2 separate regions of the Homo sapiens genome follow, and region 1 is linked to region 2. Evidence: chromatin contacts called from ENCODE Hi-C data. All regions are on one chromosome and are shown on one strand. The core of a region is the stretch at or near the end of the contact, and the rest is flanking DNA. Distances in the headings are between cores, read along the strand shown.

The links. Hi-C counts contacts between places; a loop is a spot of excess contacts on that map. Pooled maps may share reads with other maps.
Region 1: a map with no recorded cell type shows a loop between it and region 2 (7-fold over the local background). The contact joins the promoter of SPMIP4 here to the promoter of NFE2L3 in region 2. A Hi-C loop is called at or near these places in 1 of 37 single-sample maps with no recorded cell type and 6 of 50 pooled maps.

The regions. Positions count from the first base shown.
Region 1 is chr7:25,178,334-25,184,600 of GRCh38, forward strand. It overlaps SPMIP4 (sperm microtubule inner protein 4), which reads right to left and starts at 2,021. Exons shown (of 10, transcript NM_138811.4): 1 at 1,329-2,021; 2 at 842-999. The coding sequence starts at 975. The region is part of intron 1 of LOC124901603 (a long non-coding RNA gene); the gene reads left to right. RefSeq lists silencers at 1,527-1,806, 1,867-2,256.
Region 2 is chr7:26,148,479-26,155,591 of GRCh38, forward strand. It overlaps NFE2L3 (NFE2 like bZIP transcription factor 3), which reads left to right and starts at 3,720. Exons shown (of 4, transcript NM_004289.7): 1 at 3,720-4,590. The coding sequence starts at 4,021. RefSeq lists enhancers at 1-671, 3,680-4,474, 4,475-5,268, 4,619-4,808 and silencers at 3,509-3,888, 3,909-3,978, 3,989-4,058, 4,169-4,418, 4,429-4,498.

The DNA.
Region 1 (6,267 bases), core at 771-3,270, 970 kb before region 2:
ACTTAGAATCCAATAATGGGATTGCTGGGTCAAATGGTAATTCTGTTTTGAGTTCTTTGAGAAATCACCAAACTGCTTTTCATAAATTAAATCATAATGTATAATTAATGTGTTACAGGGAATTTGGTGAAGCAAAAATTTACACAAGTATAAGCAGCAAATTCTGGGAGTATTTTTGGGCAGATGGTAGAAGGGCATGTTAGGGAACCAATACAGTACTATTTATAAAAGTCTTTGCTTACAACATATTAATTTCCCAATGAAGGAACGGACCATTCTAAGATTTTAGAATGTAGTGGATGAATTTGATGTGTGGCTTTTATAGTAGACAGCCACTTACTTCTCGAGTTCCTTACAGACACTTGAAGGTTCAGATAATTGCCACGTTTTGCCTTCCCTATTATATGATAAGCAGAAGAGCCCCGGCCCGGCGCAGTGGTCACGCCTGTAATCCCAGCACTTTGGGAGGCCGAGGTGGGTGGATCATTTGAGGTCAGGAGTTTGAGAACAGCCTGGCCAACATAGTGAAACCCTGTCTCTACTAAAAATGCAAAAATATTAGCTGGGCATGGTGGTGCATGCCTGTAATCCCAGCTACTCTGGAGGGTGAGGCAGGAGAATCACCTGAACCTGGGAGGCAGAGGTCCCAGTGAGCCGAGATCGCACCACTACACTCCAGCCTGGGCGACAGAGCGAGACACCGTCTCAAAAACAAACAAACAAACAAACAAACAAGAAACAGAAGAGCCCCAGAACAATAAATGTTTTTCCTCACATAATAAAATACACGAATACATTAAAACTGCTTTTTCTTGTTTGCTTTTTCTAGTTTTTGTTTTACCTGTCCTCTGAGGCAGTTGGGCGAGTAACCGTCTGGAGGGGGTTGTGCAATTCATTAGAGTAAAAGGTGTTGGACAGTATGTCAGCTCCTTCAAGCTCCCTGCAACAGTAGGGCCTGCCGTGAATGACTTCCATGCTTCTTGGCTAAAAAGGCACAACCTGGAAAAGAAAAGGAGGGCACATTTGGCTTGTCGAGTCAAGGCAGGCAGAAAACACATTTTACACTGCTAAATTGTTCAACCTGACGCTGCACAGACGTCACAGGCTTCCCTCTGCACTGAAAGCCGTCAAATCAGTAATAAATAGAGACCTAAATAAGTTCTATGGAAATAAATTTCAACTGAAACAAATCCACAAAGTGGACGGTGCCTCCAAGTAGTCACCAGAATGATCATCCAGTAGGTTCGTACCAGTCCGCTACTTTGTGGCCATCAACTGACATTCAATTCCTGCCTTAAATTTAACTATAACTATTCAAGAAAACTCACTTGACTTTTAGCCTGTGGTCTTTCCGAAAATTAGAGACTCTTCATTCAACAAAATAAGCGCTGTCCTAAAGCCTTCGGGGATTCTGGACAAGAATCCCTTTGCAGATGGTGGAGTCAGTAGTGCAGCACGAACGGGACCCTAAAGGGGATTCCCGGTTTCCAACTGCGTCGGGGAGAATCCCACCTCTCTCTCGGACTTGGGGGAAGGCCAGGAGCCGGCGTAGCTGGGACCAAGGGTGCCAGGGGTCGAGGCCGAGCCTCACGGGCTGTCACTGCCCTGCAAGCGGTGCCTCGGGGGTCTGGACATACCTGGGACATGAGCCTGGGGGCGCTGCGGGACCGCGCCTCCCCTCCCCTCCCCGCAGCTGGCGGCCTTCGCGGGCCGAGGAATTTTGAGGTCGTCCGCACCTACGGCCCGGTGGAGCTGGCAGGCAGGGGCGGGGGCGGGAGAAGGACGGCGGGCAGGCCGGGGTGGGGTGGGGCTGGGGGCGCTTGTGACGGTGGCCGTGACCGCGGCATTAGGTGATGCGTCCTTGAGGGGCTGGGGGCTTCCGGGCGGCGAGCGGGGCGCAGTAGGAGGCTCTTAGAGACCTCGGAGGAAACCAGCCCAGCGCTACGGGACTGGCAAGAATGCGAAGAGGAACCGAGAGTGAACGGAGTGCGAGGCGCCGGGTCGGAGGCGAGAGGGGCTCTTCCGCCTTGCGACCCCTGGCCCCGCCTCCCGGTCCCTTGCCCCGCCCCTCTCGGCTCACCGCCCTGCCTCCAGTCGGACCCCGCCTTGCCCCACCCGCGCCCCGCCCCCAGGCGCCCTCTAGCGGCGGCGGCGATGGCGATACCAGTTTCTTTTTCCAGGGCTACCAGGTCTGGAGCTGTCTCAGGGCCGGCCAGGGAGCTCTCTCATGTGGACTGGGCGGAGGAGGAAGAGCTCCGGTCCAGTGGAGTCCCTGGTGAGGTCGGAGCATCCGACCTGTCCTCCCTCCCCAGGTCACCTCGCAAAAATTGGGGACAGTGTGGCCAGATAGAGGGTGGAGTCTGCAGGATTCTGAAACTGCAGCCCCTGGCATGGCGCCCTAACAGAGTCTCTGCTCCTTCCCTGGTGGGTGCGGACATGGCAAAGTCCTTTACTTGCCTCGTCCCCAGGGCCTAGCCCCACCTTGATTACCTCAGTTTTCCCCAAAAGATACAAATGTGAGCCATGAATCTGCACCTACAGGGTCATGAGTTCCTGTGATGGCTGACAATAAGGGATGTCACCCCCCCCTCGCCACCTGCCACCCCATCAAGGAATGGGATGTGAGGAGGTTAGGTTGTGTGTATATGTGTGATATGGTTAGGCTTTGTGTCCCCACTCAAATCTCATCTTGAATTGTAATACCCATAATCCCCGCTTGTCAAAGGAGAGACCAGGTGGAAGTAATTGGATCATGGGGGCAGTTTCCCCCATGCTGTTCTCGTAATAGCGAGTGAATTCTCACGAGATCTGATGGTTTTATAAGAGGCTCTTCTCCCTTCTCCCAGCACTTTTCCTTCCTGCCCCCTTGTGGAGAAGGTAACTGCTTCTCCGTGGCCTTCTGCCATGATTGTAAGTTTCCTGAGGCCTCCGCAGCCATGTGAGATTGTGAGTCAACTAAACCTCCTTCGTTTATAAATTACCCAGTCTTGGGCAGTTCTTTACAGCATTGTGAGAAAAGACTAATACAGTGTGGGAGGCTAGAAATGAGCCTGCAGGAACCAGAAGGTGAGGGTGAGAATGACCACCTCTGAGAAGAAGGGCGTTGAAACTGTGTGCCAAAGAGTTAAAGAAAACAGTCATAGAAATTCTTGAGTTTACAGGATGGCAGATAAAAGAAACAAATTGCTGAAATGCTGAAATGCCTGGGCTTGTAGGTTAATAAAACTGGCTGAAATCCACTGGAACATATAAGGCCAACTAGAGTCTGCACAGATCCAGCTTGCTGACCTTACAGCTGAATTTCTACTGCCATGTTTCATACTAACTCCTCACTGAATTTGCACGTGGAACCCTTAGGTAGCATGAAGAAATAAGAGCACATGCGCAAGGACTTTCCAGACTTCCTCTTTCCTTCCACCAAGCACCTGCTAATCCCAGAATCCACACTCAAAACCATTTCTAATAAAATAATTGTCCTAAAGCCAGCACAGGGAGACAGATTTGAGCTGGACTTCCTATTTCTTTGTTGGTTGACATGCAATAAAAGTTTTTATTTTATCAAAAACCCAGTGTTATAGTATTGACTTCTAGTGCCTCGGGCAGCGAGCCTCCTTTGCTTGGTAACAGTATGATGGTGCCTTTGCTATTCTCTGCCTACTTTACAACTTTCTACTAACCAACCAGTGGGCATTCATTTTGTGCTGTGCCTTCTATGTGAGTGTTACCTGGAGTGGGGGAAGAAAGGTGTATTGAAGTAGGCACAGTGGTAATTTTGTAGTCTTGGTTTATTTCTTAGTTCCTGCACCTCTGCCGACCTTCCAGTAGTTACCACCCACTAAGCCTAGAGGAATAGATCCTGCTGGAGACAGAGTTGTGTATTAGGTGAAACTGGCTTTTATCTTTGACATCTTTATTTCCCCTCCAATTTCTGGTAGTTCATTGTAAGCTTTTGCCCCTTTTCTGCTCCTCTGTGTTCAGGATCTCCCATTAAATTCCTTGTCTCCCCAGCCCATTTCATGTCCCCAGTCTTCCAGTACTTTCTATACTTCACCTTTTTCTCATCCTCAACCTTAGTCCTATTTTCCCATGGCTTGATTCTTCCTGGGAGGAATAACTGAGCATGATAGATTTAATCAGAGGCATCTGATGAAGATGCATCACTAGCCATGTATGTACATGGATGGTAGTGACACCGGAGAAAGTGTGTCAACTCCAGGTTGAATGATCAGGATATGCCATGTGATAGCCTCCAGGTTCTAGGGGATTTGAAATTTTATTTTAGGTCAGATGAGTGTAAAAGGCAGATAAATGTAATTATTTTTATCTTTATCGTTTTTCAAATAAAATGTACCGGCAAGAAAAATTCATTGTCAGATCGTTGTAAAACAATTGTTTTCTTTGAAAATGCTTCTCCATCTGAAATTTTCAGGGATATCAGGATTGGGTCTATTTGTTTGACCAACACTCGTTACTCTTAGCTTTTGTGATTTAACTCACTCCATCTCAGCCAGGATGTGATCTCAACAACACAAAGTAGCCTCCTACCCAGGGATGCTCAAGTGACGAATTTCTTAGGTATAACATGGCCAGGGGGCCAGTAGCCTCAGATTGCCTTCTTTTGACTTCTCACATGTTGATCTTGTCACCACCTCATTTTGCTAGTAATCCTTCAAGCAGGGAAGATGAAATTTGGCAATGAAAATAATATATGCTTAGAATACTGTGGGTTGATGACAATTCCAAATCACAGTTAGACCTTTCACCTTCAGGTAAAGAATAAGTAGGAGGTAGATAATAACATAAAGCATGAATTACAGTCTATAACCTTTCTTTTAAGTCTGTTATAGAGACCAGTAAAATGAATGAAGAGACCAGGAACATGATTTTTTTTTTCTTTTTGAAACAGAGTCTCTGTTGCCCAGGCTGGAGTACAATGGTGTGATTTTGGCTCACTGCAACCTCCGCCTCCCCGGTTCAAACAATTCTCCTGCCTCAGCCTCCCAAGTAGTTGGGATTACGAGTGCTCGCCACCACGCCTGGCTAATTTTTTGTATTTTTAGTAGAGACGGGGTTTTGCCATATTGGCTAGGCTGGTCTCAGACTCCTGACCTTAGGTGATCCGTCTGCTTTGGCCTCCCAAAGTGCTGGGATTACAGGCGTGAGTCATGCACCCGGCCCAGTGAATATTTTTTACATGAAAAAACAATTTGGAGTCTGGTGCCTTGCTTAGAAGATGTGTTGGAAAGTGTCTCAGTAACGTTAAAATATGCATCTTTAAAAATTGAAAAACTTAAAGCCTTGTTGATTTCAGTATATGTATCTTCTTAGTAGGATGACAATTAAAAGTATGTATATTCTGCTGACTTTAAACTACAAATGAGTTAAATTACACTTTAATACTTTTTTGGTACTAAATAATTTAACCTAAGTTCAGTACTTTAAATTCTTCTCAAAACATATTTTCTTTCTTTCATAGTTGTTTATTATAAAAACGCAATCAGCTTTTTTGTGGGTGTCATTTCAATTTTTTTCTTGAAGAGGGTTATTTTTAAAGAGCATTGTAATCTCAACAGTCTTTATGGTTGTAGTCATGTCAACTATGATCAATTGAATAAGCCTAGAAATGTAATGTGCAGCACAAGGATTATAATATTCATAATATTGTATTGCATACTAAAATTTTTCTAAGAATGTAGATTTTAGATGTTCTCCTCCTCCAATAAAAAATTTACTGTGTGAAAAACAATAATAATTTTTTTTTTGCCTTGAGTAGCTAAGGAACTAGGTGGTCATTTAGTAGTGAACACTGAAGTGACGTTGATGCACACATTTATAAAATGTGCTATTTAGTAAACAGTTACCTAGAATGCATCAGGGGTTGTCCTAGCACCTACAATCTATGGGGACATGGAGCCATGGAGAGTCATAATCAGTGAGGTAAGTGCTCGACTGGGGCCAGCACTCTTGCTGTAGGGGTCCATGGTCACCTAACCAAGACTCTTGTGCTTCTGATATCATTCCCTTGGAAATGTCTGAAAAGCAATGTAAGGTTCTTCTATTTAGAAACATGATCATCAGGACCCTTTAGCGAGGTGACCCGGCCATGTGCCCTTGGTTACATGCAGTTGTTTGTCCTTGTGGCCTCCCTGGCATCTTTCCTTTTATCTTTCTTTGCATCTTCCTACATGGATATTCTAACATTTTGTCCCATGAATTTGAGTTCCTTCTGGGTAGCCTTTTTCTCTCTAATCTTAAACCTCTGCTCAG
Region 2 (7,113 bases), core at 2,470-4,969:
GGGGGGGTGCCTCTGCCCGGCCGCCCCTTCTGAGAAGTGAGCAGCCCCTCTGCCCGGCCACCACCCCGTCTGGGAGGTGTACCCAACAGCTCATTGAGAACGGGCCATGATGACAATGGCGGTTTTGCGGAATAGAAAAGGGGGAAAGGTGGGGAAAAGATTGAGAAATCGGATGGTTGCTGTGTCTGTGTTGAAAGAAGTAGACGTGGGAGACTTTTCATTTTGTTCTGTACTAAGAAAAATTCTTCTGCCTTGGGATCCTGTTGATCTGTGACCTTACCCCCAACCCTGTGCTCTCTGAAACATGTGCTGTGTCAACTCAGGGTTAAATGGATTAAGGGCGGTGCAAGATGTGCTTTGTTAAACAGATGCTTGAAGGCAGCATGCTCGTTAAGAGTCATCACCACTCCCTAATCTCAAGTACCCAGGGACACAAACACTGCGGAAGGCCGCAGCGTCCTCTGCCTAGGAAAACCAGAGACCTTTGTTCACTTGTTTATCTGCTGACCTTCCCTCCACTATTGTCTTATGACCCTGCCAAATCCCCCTCTGCGAGAAACACCCAAGAATGATCAATTTAAAAAAATAATAATAAAATTAAAAAAAATACAAAACAGCTGGGCTGGGCGTGTTGGTGGGCGCCTGTAATCCCATCTACTCAGGAGGCTGAGGCAGGAGAATTGCTTGAACCTGGGAGGCAGAGGCTGCAGTGAGCCAAGATCGCGCCATTGCACTCCAGCCTGGGCAACAAGAGCAAAACCTCATCTCAAAAAAAAAAAAGAAAAAACAAAAAAAAAACAACAACCATGGTAGCTTCCTTCCCCCAGAGTGAGGGCTCCAAGAGGGAGAAAGTGGGAGAGAGGGTAAGCAAGATAAAAGCCACTCCATCTTTTTGTAATCTAAACTCAGAAATGAAAGCCCACCATTTTTGCCATATTTTGTTTATTAGAAGCACATCACCAGGTCTAGCCCACACTAGGGAATATAGGGAAGGGAATAATCACTGGACATTATCTTGGGAGTTGCCTACCCTACCAGGATGCCATTTAAGGTGGTGCTTCTCAAACTAACCCTTTGAAGAATCAACTTTAAAAAAATTTTTTCAATTTGTTGCAAGTCAGCACTTTTGTCAAATAAAATAGAAATTCATTTCTAGAAAAATGAAATTACAAAGGCATTTAAAAAACCCAAAACCTCAGCTCATCTGTTGATGTTGTAATGATGTCAAATTGCTATAAAAATTTCTTTAGGCCAGGCATGGTGGCTCACACCTGTAATTGCAGCAGTTAGGGAGGCTGAGGCAGGAGGATCGCTTGAGCCCAGGAGTTCAAGACAGGCCTGGGCAACACAGCAAGACTCCATCTCTACAAAAAAAAATTTTTTTTTCTTTAAATTCTCAATTCTATTACTTATCTCATTTGGATCAGAAGCAAATAGTTTACACATGAGCATCAGTTTCAGGTCAACCTTTGAGTAGCACTGATTTCAGGATTTTATGAATGCAGATGACTTTTCAAGGCTTTTACAAGACAATGGTTTGGACTTTTCACTTGGCTATTCCTAGATGGAGGATTCTAGAAATAAACCTAAAGAGAAGTTTTTCCTTCTAATTTCATTCCATTCTCCCCATGCTCCTAAAAGTGGGACTTTTTATTGTGAGTAAAGTCAAGGGTATGTAGGATTGTCTCCTGGTTAACACTTTCCTGCAAGGTCTTTTAGGTACCCTTGTTCTTCCCACCAGTCAAGAGCCAGAGTTAAGCCATGCTTTTGAAGTGTATAGTCTGAAAGATATTTAACACTATGATTACCAATTCACATTGTAAAATGGTGAGGGGTTAGCCCACTTCCCAACAAATGTTAGAAGTTTGTATGTGCTTCCTGTTCCCAGTCTATTCAGATTTCTCAAAATACATCTCAAGTGTAACCTCCTCAATTCAACTAATATTTTTTTTGAGCATCAACTGTGTGTAAGATTCTGGAGGGCACCGCCTTGAAGAAGGCACCGCCTCTACTCTCAATAGTTTTAGAGCTCCCTATATAAACCTTGAAGTAATTTACATCTAAGTATTTTGGCAATTGAGTACATTATTTCTCTTGTTTCTTAGTGTCTCACAAATTTTTATCTCATCTCCCTAGTAAAACCATAAGCTTACGGAAGGAAAGAACTCCGTTTCATATCCTTCATGCCTCCAGCACAGCCTCAGGCAGTTAGTAGGTTCTCAGTAAAAAGCTGAAGGCAGCATTTACTAAGCTGAGACTCTAAATCCGCTGTTCAAAGACTAAATGCTGTGAACGGGGTCTTGATAACCTGGCAATCACCTTTCTTCATCCTCTTTGCCACCCCAACCCATCTTCCAAGGCTTAACACAGAGGAAGCAACTTTCCTCTGCTCCCCTGTTTCTGCTCCCCTGGTCCCCATTCTTTTCTCTTCTTACTACACTAGCCCAGGAGAGAGATGAGAAAGCCAGGTGGAGGGAGGGGCCTTTTAAAACAAGTCTTGCTCAACTTTTTACACAACTGCCCATTCTCAGTTGGGCATCCCCTCCTGTCCCCTTTTCTTCCAAGGAAGGGAGCTAAGGTTAGTAAAACCTACCCTTGCAAGGCCCAGTGCTGGGTACTGTGCATGGACAAAGGTGAACCAAACAGGTTCCTTGTCCTCAAGAATTTACAATGGGCAAATCAGACCGATTCTCATCTACAACACAGAGTTGAATGGGCCAACTGTTACAATGTTGGCAAACGGAGAAATCACGGTGCAACAGATGGGGGAGAGATTAATGCCAACTGGTGAAAATTCAGAGGATGTAGCTTTGGAGCTAAGCCTTGAGGGTGAGTAACACAAACAATGGGTAGCAGGGAGCACTTCCTACCCATGCAGTGCTGTGGTCGGTGGTTTACATGCATTATCTCATTTGGGGCTCACAAAAGGTCTGCTGGGGAGGTGCTATTATTAGTCTCATTTTACAGTGAGAAAACTGAGGCACAGAGAAAAGGAGAGATTTGTCCAAGGTCGCCCCTCAAGTGGAGGGGGGACTTGAACTCACTCAGGGTAACTGTAGAGCTGGTGCTGTCAACCCTCAAGGAAACAACGGATAAGGAGCAAAGGATACCGAGAGGAGGTCTAGCACTATGCAGAGCACGCCCAGAGAAGAGAGAGGGGTCTGTGAGGCTGGGACTGGGGTGTGCGGAGTGGTGGGATGACTGATCCCAATGGCAACGGTGGAATTTATATGTGAAACTCCGAACTTTACACGAAATATTTCATCTGACCTCAACACATCCCTGTTTGACAGGCTCTATGATCCCCATTTTACAGATAGCGGAACTGAGACAGAGAGGTTACTCTTGCCCACTCTGCCCGCCAAGTGTCCTCACGTTGGGGTGGAAGCCCGTTGCAAGCTGCCAGGCCCCTCGTAGCTGCCCAGTCACTCTCCGCCCAGTCTACACATCCTGTCCCTTCCCACCCAGCTACCCACCACCTAGCCCTCCACCCCAACTCCCGCCCTTGGCTTTCAGCAAGGATGGCCCAGCTCACGGCCACAGGGTGGCAAGGGGCCACTTGGTGCCCAGAACAACTTCTGCTCCCAGAAAGCCTTGCGTTCCCCGGACATAAAGAGGCTTTGAGCTCGGGGAGCCCCGCCCCGTGCGGCCCCTCCCACGGGCGCGGGCCCCGGGCGGCAGGGGGCGTGTTCCTGTCGGCTGCGCCCGCGGCCGGGGGCGGAGCTTGGCCACCGCGCCGGGCTGCGGGCGGCTGGGCGAACGGGCTCGGCGCTCAGGTGGCTCCTTCTTCGCTTCTCCCGATCCCCGGCGGTGCCAGGCACGGTGCCGGCTGCCGAGGGAACGCCTTTGTGCCCGGTGCTGGGAACCCGCGACGGCCGCCACGCGCCCCGGTCCATTGTTTCGCTTATCTGGGTTCCAGGCAGGTGCGGGCGGCGCGCGGGGTCCGCACGTGTCACCCCGGCGGCTGGGGCGCCGGGACCCGCGGGCGCCGGCAGGGGCGTTCCCGGGCGCGCGGCGGCGATGAAGCACCTGAAGCGGTGGTGGTCGGCCGGCGGCGGCCTCCTGCACCTCACCCTCCTGCTGAGCTTGGCGGGGCTCCGCGTAGACCTAGATCTTTACCTGCTGCTGCCGCCGCCCACCCTGCTGCAGGACGAGCTGCTGTTCCTGGGCGGCCCGGCCAGCTCCGCCTACGCGCTCAGCCCCTTCTCGGCCTCGGGAGGGTGGGGGCGCGCGGGCCACTTGCACCCCAAGGGCCGGGAGCTGGACCCTGCCGCGCCGCCCGAGGGCCAGCTGCTCCGGGAGGTGCGCGCGCTCGGGGTCCCCTTCGTCCCTCGCACCAGCGTGGATGCATGGCTGGTGCACAGCGTGGCTGCCGGGAGCGCGGACGAGGCCCACGGGCTGCTCGGCGCCGCCGCCGCCTCGTCCACCGGAGGAGCCGGCGCCAGCGTGGACGGCGGCAGCCAGGCTGTGCAGGGGGGCGGCGGGGACCCCCGAGCGGCTCGGAGTGGCCCCTTGGACGCCGGGGAAGAGGAGAAGGCACCCGCGGAACCGACGGCTCAGGTGCCGGACGCTGGCGGATGTGCGAGCGAGGTAGGTGCAGAGCGGGAAGCGAGCGAAGTGCGGCGTCTACGCCGCCGGGAGCCCCCGAGGCTTGTGTCGGATCTGAGCAGGGGCCACTCTCGCTGTGTCCTGGCACCCTTAGCCCCTGGTCTTTGCAGGTTCGCAGATGCTGCTGCTCTGATTCCGAATGAAGGGCTACTAGTGCTGTCGCTGTGGTTTTTAGGTGTTTAAGGAAGAAGTGGACGAAATCATCCGTTTGGTTATAGAGAATACCTTTCCTTGTGTGTGATGGCTGGCAAGAGTAGTTCGGGGATGGGGAGGGGAGAAGCAATGCCCACTGTCTTCGCTCAGTACCTCATGTACACTGGGGTGTCGTTCTCTGGGACCCGTGCCCGACCTGGACGATGTGAAGGAGGCCGTGACCTCTGGGAGGATGCATGTTTTTAAGAACGACTCTCCCGGCCTAACGCAAGGACCTTCGCCCTGTTTTCAGCCCAATTGCTGTTCGTTTTTGCTGCTTCCCTGGATTAAGGAGCCATGGTCAGGGTCTATTCAGAGGCCAGCCGGCAGGCGGTCCCCCTGTGACCTAACCATCCCCTGCACCTAGCAATCCTCCTTCCTGGAATTTGTGTAACCTCTTATTAGCATAACGAAAACAGGTACCTTGGCAGTCACTTAGTGACTAACAAGTTCCCTTTGGTTTATGGGTCCAAACCCTTCTCTGGCTTAACTTCTTTCTGAAACCAAGTTTACCAAGATCTGTTGCTTGAAACATCTGGTGCTCCCCATGGAACGTTTGAGTTCAGTCTAATGACACTTTAACACCAGTTTCCACAAAACCACTTTACCCAAAGTTCCTTCCAGGGGACTTTTAAAATTCTGTCTTGGCTCAAACTTTAGTGTTTGCAACTGGTAACGATCAACCAGTGGTGATCAACTAATGTTCTTCGGGTGTTGTTTTTGTGGGGCGCATTCTTATGCAAAATGGGAATTGGGGCTAAACTGGTTTGTTTGTTGCTCTTCAGAATTGCCGTTTGTGTAGGCTGTTGCCAGACAAGCTTCTCCACCCTCCTGGAGGGGTCATTGTGTGGAAGTGCTCGGTGATTCACTGTTATGCTGATCTGAGCCCTTCCTCTTCCTGGGGACCGGAACCAATGGGGTGGGGGCCAGTGAGAGTCTTGGAGGGATCCTTCTGTGTTCAGGATATACTGTGGGAGGTTCTTCCCCACTCACTCATCCAATCTGGACCCCATGGGGTCTGTCTCACCTAAATGCTCTGCCCTCTAATAAGTGAGTACTTGTGCACTACCACCATTCCTGGTTCTGTAACACAGAGTTGAAACCTAGTGCTGGATGCTGTACCAGATGGCACTCTGCCACCCACACCCGAATGCCAACCTGTGTGCAAAGTGCACAGGGACCTGGAGGGAGAAGAGAGGAAGCTGTTCAGTCCTCGGAAACTTCCCTCCCGGCATCACCTGGGAGACAAAGTGGCCTTCCCTTGGCTGTTTTTTTGTTTGTTTTGTTTTAAAGACAGGGTCTTGCTCTGTTGCCCAGGCTGGAGTGCAAAGGTGCAATGACGACTCACTGCAGCCTCAACCTCCCCGGCTCCAGCAATCCTTCCACTTCAGTCTCCCAGGTAGCTAGGAGAACTGGCGTGCACCACCATACTGGCTGATTTTTTGTAGAGACAGGTCTCGCTATGTTGCCTAGGCTGGTCTCGAACTCCTTGGCTCAAGTACCCATCCCATCTCAGCCTCCCAAAGTGCTGGGTTTACAGGCATGAGCCACCATGGGTGGCCTAGACTGGCAGGCCTGCCTTGGAGGCATTTTTTGAGCCTAGGCCAGCCAAACCACTGTGGAGGCTCTGAATCCAGCTTTCCTAGGGGAGAGAGTGAAGTTCCCCGAGAACCATTCTCCTGGCAGTGCCTTCCTGGCTGGGCTGGCATGTGTGCACCATGTTCACTGCTGGGATGACCTGGTTACATTCAATCTGGCAAAAATCAGCTGTCCAGCTCCTTACAGTTGTCACGGCCAGTTCACTTTTGTTGCCTTTTACATCAACCTTGTGTGGTGCACTGGCCAGGCACCCTTATATACAATTTGTACTTAAGAAAAATAGGGCTGAGTGCGGTGGCTCACACCTGTTATCCCAGCACTTTGGGAGGCTGAGGCAGGCAGATCACTTGAGGTCAGGAGTTCGAGACCAGACTGGGCAACATGGTGAACCCCATCTTTACTAAAAATACAAAAATTACTTGGGCGTGATTACACATGCCCGTAGTCCCAGCTACTCGGGAGGCTGAGGCACGAGAATCACTTGAATCTGGGCGGCGGAGGTTGCAGTGAGCCGAGATTGTGCCACTGAACTCCAGCCTGGGTGACAGAGTGAGACTCTGTCTCAAAAAGAAAAAAAATGAAGAAGAAGAAGAAAACTAGAAGCCTAGGTTAGGGATTTGGCTAAAGCCACATGTCAGTGCCAAAAGAGAGACCAGAGCCTGAGTCTCTTGACTCTCAGACTGGCACATTAATTAAGTACCTACACGGTACTCA